Regions from separate parts of the Homo sapiens genome. Here region 1 is linked to region 2. A link is a contact called in ENCODE Hi-C data. All regions are on one chromosome and are shown on one strand. The core of a region is the stretch at or near the end of the contact, and the rest is flanking DNA. Distances in the headings are between cores, read along the strand shown. Region 1 overlaps NME7 (NME/NM23 family member 7). Region 2 overlaps LOC105371604 (a long non-coding RNA gene).

Evidence for each region. Hi-C counts contacts between places; a loop is a spot of excess contacts on that map. Pooled maps may share reads with other maps.
Region 1: a map of GM12878 shows a loop between it and region 2 (3-fold over the local background). The contact joins two enhancer-like sites. A Hi-C loop is called at or near these places in 1 of 168 maps with a recorded cell type or tissue (GM12878), 5 of 37 single-sample maps with no recorded cell type and 4 of 50 pooled maps.

What each region holds. Positions count from the first base shown.
Region 1 is chr1:169,159,820-169,163,567 of GRCh38, reverse strand. All of the region lies in intron 11 of NME7 (NME/NM23 family member 7), which reads left to right. Among named protein-coding and RNA genes, the nearest start is that of ATP1B1, 55 kb to the right of the region's middle. RefSeq lists an enhancer at 1,524-1,783. Within about 2 kb of position 2,152, at least 4 of the 41 ENCODE cell types and tissues checked have a DNase peak (open chromatin) inside an H3K27ac peak, as active enhancers do.
Region 2 is chr1:168,634,272-168,638,339 of GRCh38, reverse strand. LOC105371604 (a long non-coding RNA gene) reads left to right here. Exons shown (of 3, transcript XR_922259.3): 3 at 1-216. Among named protein-coding and RNA genes, the nearest start is that of XCL1, 60 kb to the right of the region's middle. Within about 2 kb of position 1,984, at least 7 of the 41 ENCODE cell types and tissues checked have a DNase peak (open chromatin) inside an H3K27ac peak, as active enhancers do.

The sequences.
Region 1 (3,748 bases), core at 903-3,402, 530 kb before region 2:
GTTCTTTGCTAGCAAAAGGATCCAGGTCAGGACCATGCATTGCATTTAGTTTTCTCCTTAGTCTCTTTCAATCTGGATCAGTTTCTGAATTTTTCCTTGACTTTCATGACCTTAACACCTTTAAAGATAACAAGTAGAGATTCTAATTTAATTGATCCATTTATCCCTTTGCTCATCAGAAATTTTTCTAGATGGCTTCCACCTACAGTTCTAACAAGATACTGGCAAATTTATTTTGCTGTATGGCATACGTTACTCATACGAGATGTCATTTGTTGGCTCCCCCTTGTCTATGAAAATGAATGATGCCTTTGTGATGTTATGACTCAACCTCGTGTACGCCTCCCCTCTTCTCCACTTCAGTGTTAGTTGTCATCTCATGTCACCAGTGATACTTGTGAGAGGCAGTTTTACTTTCTCCTTGCTTCCTTCATCTTTCCCCAGGATTCGTTGAAAAACATCTTTGGGAATCATTGTTATGTGGGGAAAATAATATCTACTTCTTTGCCTTTCACTTTACCTTTAAACATGTGGTCTTTTCCAAGGACCTTCTTTTTCTGATTTTCTCTTACGGGAACAACCAAAACTTTGCATGTACTAAAATTGAGAACCTCAATGTTGCTGAATGGGTATATGGTAGAAAATTCAAGTATGTTCAAATTTTAATTCTGTATACCAAAATGATAGGTCAATCATTCATTTAGGTACTTTTATTATTATTATTATTTTGAGACAAGGTCTCACCCTGTCTCCTGGGCTGGATTGCAATGTCGTGATCATGGCTCACTGCAGCTTTCACCTCCTGGGCTCAAGCAATCCTCCTGCCTCAGCCTCCTGAGAGGCTAGGACTATAGGCTGTGTGACCATGCCCAAATAATTTTTTTTTTGTAAAGATGGGGTCTCATCGTGTTGCCCAGGCTGGTCTTGAACTCCTGGATTTGAGCAATTCTCCAGCCTTAGCCTCCCACCGTTTTGGGATTATAGGTGAGAGTCACCATGCCTGGCCTGTATTTATATTTTTTAAACATTAAAACACTTCACTGAGAACACAGCAGTAAACAGAATACATGTGGCTCTTATCTTCACAGAGCTTACCTTTCAGGAGACAGTTATGTATAGCAAATATTTTATAGGATGATGAAAACATAGGTCTTTCCTGTTTTTTTTTTTCTAAATGTTCTGTAACTTGGTGATACCACTTTTGTGATTATAAAATTTTAAGAAGCATATAAAATATTTAATTGTATGTATAAGTTTAATTGCCCAACGGGTTCTTCCTGCCCCCTGCACAGAGAAAATCAGTTCACCAAGACTGTGGTATTGAAGTTACCATTTTAATTGACAAGAGGCCGCCCACATAAGAGATGGAATTATTACTCAAATCAGTCTCCCCAAAGGATCAAAGGTTAAGGTTTTTATGGACAATTTGGTGGGCAAGGGCTAGGAAGTGTGTACTGCTGACTGACTGGGGATGAAATCATAGAGATGTAGAAAACGGTCCTCTTGTGCTGAGTCTACCTCTGGGTGGGGCCACAGGATCAGTTGAGTCATAAGTCAGGGTCAAGGTGAGGTCCATCGGTTGCCGGAATGCATATCTAAAAAAAACATCTCAAAAGACCAATCTTAGGTTTTACGATAGTGATGTTACCTATGGGATCAATTGGGGAGATCACAAATCTTGTGACCTCTGGACCACATGACCCCTGAGCAGTAAAGCATTATAGAACCTAGGTCTACATTTTAGCAGCATTCAGGCCCCTCCCATAATATTAATATTGTGGCTTTTCATTAGTTTTACAAAGACAGTTTTCAGTTCCCTAGCCAGGAAGGGGTTAGTTCTTGTTTTCAGGTTAAACTATAGACTAAGTTCCTCTCATGGTGAGCTTGGCTGACACCCAGGAATGAGTGAAGACAGCCAGTCTGTGAGGCCAGAAGCAAGATGGAGTCAGCTATGCTAGACTCCTCTCACTGTCATAATCTTTGCAAAGTCAGTTTCATAAGTAGTTGATCAAATCTGAATTTGGATACATAATTACTTCTGCATGGATTCTTATTCTGGTACACTCTGGGGGAAAAAATAGTGAATCAAGGATTAATCAGAAATAAACATAGGTGCATGGTGACTAAGATGATTGGACAGGCCCCAATTTCTTGGCCGTGATTAACGCAGGCCTCTGCACATACTGACACTCATAATTTATCTTTAGTTTTAGCTTCTATCTTGAAAGAAGAAGAGTTGTGATTTTTAGTAGTACATTGTCAAAGAGGGAACAACTTGTACAAATACAAAAGCAAACAGCTTTCTCTTAGAGATCTAAAAATAGTGCAGTAAGACTGGGGCTTTGACCAGGAGGTAGAAAATGGCAAGAGATAAAGCTGGAAACATCAGCAGGGGCCTCGTAAAGTCATATTAAGACAACTGAACTTCATCTTGAGGCCATTAGGGATCCAAATAAATGTTTTACTCAGGGGAATAGCACAATGATACCTGTGTTATAGAGGTCACTCTGGCTGCAGTATAGAGAACAGATGAAAGGGCCCTGGGGTCAGGCAGGGAAACAAGTGGGTGGAGTCTAGGGGGACAGAGACTAGGTAGAAGTCTATTAAGTAATTCAGGAGAAAATTCTGGTTTCCTGAATTGCTATGGCAGAAGGGATAGCCAGAAGCAGTGAGCTTCAAAAGACATTTAGTGGGGTAGAACAGAAAGCCTCAGAGACTAATTGGATGTGAAAGGTAGCCTGTGGGAATGAATCCAGATTAATGCCTATCCCCAAGCAAACGTGATAGTACCATCTTTATCTGTGTTACCAAAATCTAATAATCTAAAAATGTCTGAAAACCAAAGTTTTTTCATAAGTTTAATGGTAAAACCTAACCTGTCTTATATCAAGTTGTGTATCATTAAACAGTTTTGTTTCAGTAGCTTGACAAAACATTTAATGTATATCATTTTTATTTAACCTATTTAGTGTGACTCTTCACACTGCTGTAAAAATATTAATGTATTTGATGATGAGTGACTTCCCAGACCCCTTGGAGTATTATATAATATATACTATATATTCCAGATTATTATTGTAAATTCCAAAACATCTAGTACCAGGAGTCTTGAATAAGAGATAGTAGACAAAGTTTGAAGTGGCCATGGAGAAAGTGCTGATGACAGAATATATATTTATGGGTTGTATTTACAATTCAGTTGATTTAGGAGATTACATGTATTATGGTGTTATTATTTTCTGGTGAACAGTTTGGCCCAGGGGTGAGGTTTTTACAGGAGGGTACGATGAGGAAAGATAATTGAGGATGTTAGCAACTATAGTTGAAGTTATAAACAAGGAAAGATGTGATGGCAGGAGGTGCTTGAAGAAAGGGATAAAGTAGATGGGCCAAGGGACCGAATGCTTTTCTAAGGTACCTACAGAGACCCCAGGAATAACAGGGAAAGAGCTGTGTCACTGTACACTTCAGAAGTGGAGCTTTCCATGGTAATGGATGATATGATTCAGGGTGTGGCCATGGAAGGAGGTAGCCAGTGTGGAGTGGAGATCAGTATCAGTCACTAGAGATATGTAAGTCTAGGAACTGAGAGAAGCTTTCATGTTGAGTGGCATTGAAATCACCTAGGATCATGGTTAGGAGGTAGGGTGGAGAAGAAAATGGTGACTCAAATTCTGAAGTCTTTCACAAACTAGGGAAGTTTGTGAACCAAAGGTGTGACAGCAACAAGGAGAAAAGATCTAGCCAG
Region 2 (4,068 bases), core at 735-3,234:
AAAATTAAAAGTGCATTTATGATGAGAATAGAACCTTAGGTTCCAGGACAAATTCTCAAGAGAACTTGGATCCAAGTAAAGTAATTTTTGACACTTCCTCATCACCTCCCTCACAGATGACCCTCTCCTCCCTCACAAATACCAATCCCCCTCCCAATGTTTCACCTTCAAGCTAACCTCTAGTTGCCCGGGATTCCCAAGATGTCTCATTTAGACCTCTACTCCTGCAGCCAGACCTCACTCACATCTTCCAGCCATTACTTCTCCTCCTATCAAAAATTACCTAGAATCCCACTTATTTTTTAGAACACTATTCTCAGCACTCCAATAGCTTACCTCTTTTTATTTTCTCATTTTCTTTTAAATTGTTTGCAGGAAACCTGGTCATACTATGTGAACAAAGACATGTACATTTTGACAAGTTCCTATGGAGTAAAACTAGCCTCAATTCAGAAATACACTTTATCTCTGAGAATGGGTGTCTATGATCCTCAGACAGGTTGAAGGGGAAATATGAGGGAAGGGAAATTTTCCTAGAGGCCCTCACACAATCATCTCTTCCATCATGGTCTTTCTCTTTCCTGTGCTCTGAATAGTCTGTTCTTCTTGTATCGAGGGCAGATGACGTATTTATAACATTTCTGGCAGCTGGAAAGCTACGGAGGGAGGGTAAAGAAAGAGGAGTTGTGAGACGCAAAAGATATCATTGCCTTAAATGCTACAGCTAAAGCTGTTGAATGGCTTAGCTCCCCCTACAGGATGCCATGTAACATAGCAGCACACACTTAGAAGGTACCATTTTGTTAATCTCCTGGCCCTTCAGTTTCATCCTGTCTTGCTCTATCATAGGAGACTGCACAGTCATGGCCGACATCTTCAGCCTTCCTACACCAGAAACTTCTTCCTAGCCTTCCTAAACTTCTGCAAATAGACTCAAATATCAGGAAATCAAATGTTTTTCAAAATTAAGGAGATGAACTTCAAACATCCGGTAGTGGGAAGTTGAACTGAGAAACTGCTAATGTCTTCTTCCAATTCTAAAGTACTGTCAAAGTCAAATAAAGCATAGAGATGAATCTCTGAAATTAAGCCATTTCGTGGGGAGGAAACAATGGTAATTCAGGCCATACATGCAGACTGTCTTTAGCATGTCCCAAAAACAAAGAGGTTAGGGGTTTTATTTTTTAAAAAAGGAAACGTTACATATTGTCCTTCGCAAAAGCTCACTGGCACTAGTAAGGTCTGGGAGAGTTGGCAGGATTTGGTTGGTGACTGAAGGCAGTAGGTAAAACACAAGGGGTTGTTTCAGCAGCTCTTAGATAAATCAGGTTTCAGCAGGAAATTTCAGCAACTAGGCTTGCAGAGAATTACATTCTTAGATCAATGTCATGTGCTTGGAATGTTTTCTCCCCCTGGCTTCTCCACCCTGTTTTAGTAGGGTATAACAAGAATGCCCCAATTCATATGATTAGCTTTCACAATCATTGTCCTTCTTGCCACAGTACAAGCTGTTCACATAGTAGGCTCTGGCCTCAGCTCGTGTATGACCTATAAATAGCACCTGTGTCACCAGAGGGAAAAACTGCTGAATCAGGGACATGGGTTAGAAGGAGTGTAAATCATCTTTTGTCTGAAATACTCCTAATTGATTTTTAAAGAAAAAGTCTCAACAAGGGTGTGTGTGTGTTTATGTGTGTGTGTGTGTATCTGTGCATGTCACACACAGCTTATCAGAAAGAAATCAAGAGCAGGAGTGAATGAGCAAGACAGAAGACAATGCTCATCTTCAGCCTTCCTACACCAGAAACTTCTTCCTAGCCTTCCTATGTTGTACTATATTGCACTTAGAGAAGTGCAGTTAGAGAAGACACGAGCAAAAAAGAGCAGAATTTCTTATTCCAGAAACCTCTATCATCACAATCAGACAAACTCTTCATAATTGGGCACCCCACAGAATTACACCATAGTGCCATCTAGCTCTCACTACCAAAGCTTGACATCCTATTCCCAGCTAGGTTAAGAGGTTTAGGGTTAGTCACTGACCAGCAAAACTAAACTGATTGCCATTATTTGATAATGAAAATAAGCAAAATCCCCCAAAGAGGTTTATGTTTGGTAATAATTTATATTCAACTTATCTTATCAACATTCCAAACCAGTTTCTCAATATGAATATTAAGACTTAGATCTTTCTTGTTGAATATAGATTCAATGTTGCTCTGGGTTTTTATTAAACAAATTTCCACAAAGGTTGCACTGATTACTTCCTATCTTCTTTGGAAAGCTGTCAGCTGACAATGCTACCGGCTATAGATCTGATGTCAACAAATCACTGGTCTTGCAAATTTCCAGAGCATTTGCAAAAATCCCTAAAAAGAACAAATGGGAAAATTTCATTTTAATTCACTTATGCTGAATAGCAGGGTTGTTCATGTAGTATTTGTAGAGAGAAGGAGTGCTGGAGTCATGTAAAATAAAATAATAAACAAGTGTCACGCCTGCAGAAGATCAAAGATTCTTATTGTAGGTATGATCTAGAAGAAAGTCTAAGAACTGTATTTTGTGGTGCTTCTGAGTTGTAAATTCTTTACTAAAGTATTCAATTATGGGAAATCGTGCCTGCTTCCCACTGCTGGTGCTGGCTGGGATGGAAATACTAAATGCCAAGAAGGAAAGTACATAATGGTTTTACTCTTTCTTCTAATAAACAGTATCATGGTGGAAAGAACTTGGCCTTTGGCCTTAGAGACTTGAATTCAAACATTGAAACAAAGCACTTTCTAAGTATTTGGGATAATTAACGTCCTTGAGCCTATCAGCATTATTGCAAAAAATAGTGGAGATAATATCTGTAAAATATCAAATATTGTATCTTTTTTATAAATAGTCTTTATTTTGTGTAAATACTATTAAAACATCAAAGAGGAATATAATCATGTGCTGTCATCTTTACAGATGTCATTAGACAGTACATATTTGGATCTCTGGTAATCTTGTTATGATGTGAGTCAGTGATTTATGAGGGGCAAAATTTTCCTATCGCATTACCTATTCTCTGCATCATCTGGCTTACAAAAATAGGAGCAGTGCATCTTTGAGCAGAAATAGATGCCTGAAATAGCTGTTAAACTGTTTGAGAGTCAGTACGAGGTAAATTAACCCAAAATAGAGCTATAGCAGAAAAGAGCCAAAAAGTGTGACTGTATTTAGCTATGGCGATGATGCTCATGTGTGGGATTTCTTCTGGCTCCAGGGGAGGGAATTTGGTAGGGAATAAGCAACATCTCTACTGTATCAAGAAGACTGAGTTTCCCCACACAGCCCTTCCATTTACTAGCTGTATGGATAGAAACAAATCTACATTTTCAGAGGCTAATTCCCTTACTTGCAAAATGAGAATTATATCTTTACTACCTCGCAAGGATTGTTGTAAAACCAAAAGAGATAAAGTATCTGAAAGTCTTTTGCAAACCATAAAGTGATAGGCAAATATCCTCCATCTGTTCACTTCTTTCCATCTCTACTGATATCACACTGATACAAGGCCCCAATAGCTCTCATCTCAGCCATGTAACAGTGTCAATCCTCCTTATCGAACCCCCTCTTTACACTTGGCCCTCACTGGGAACCATTCTCCAAATGACAGCCAAGATGACCATTTTAAAACATAAATCAAGAGACAGCCAAACACCATGTACCTCTTTCTAGAGGTATTCAACCACTTTATAAAACATTCTTGACAAATGAAACAAACCTGAACACGATCAGCCCTGTCCACTTCCCCATCGTAACTGGTTCCTCACTCCTTCACTGACTGGGCTCCAGCCTCCTTGGCCTAACCCAAGGTCACTGAGATTTTTTTCTAATTTTTCTTCTAAAAGTTTTGCAATTTTCACTCTTATGTTTATGTTTATGATGATCCATATCAAGTTAATTTTTATGCAAGATATGAGGTAAGATTTGAGGTCTTTTCTGCACATGGATATCAATTGTTTTCACACCATTTGTTATAAAGATTATCCTTTCTCCATTGAATTGCTTTGGCACTTTTATCAAGAATTAATTGAT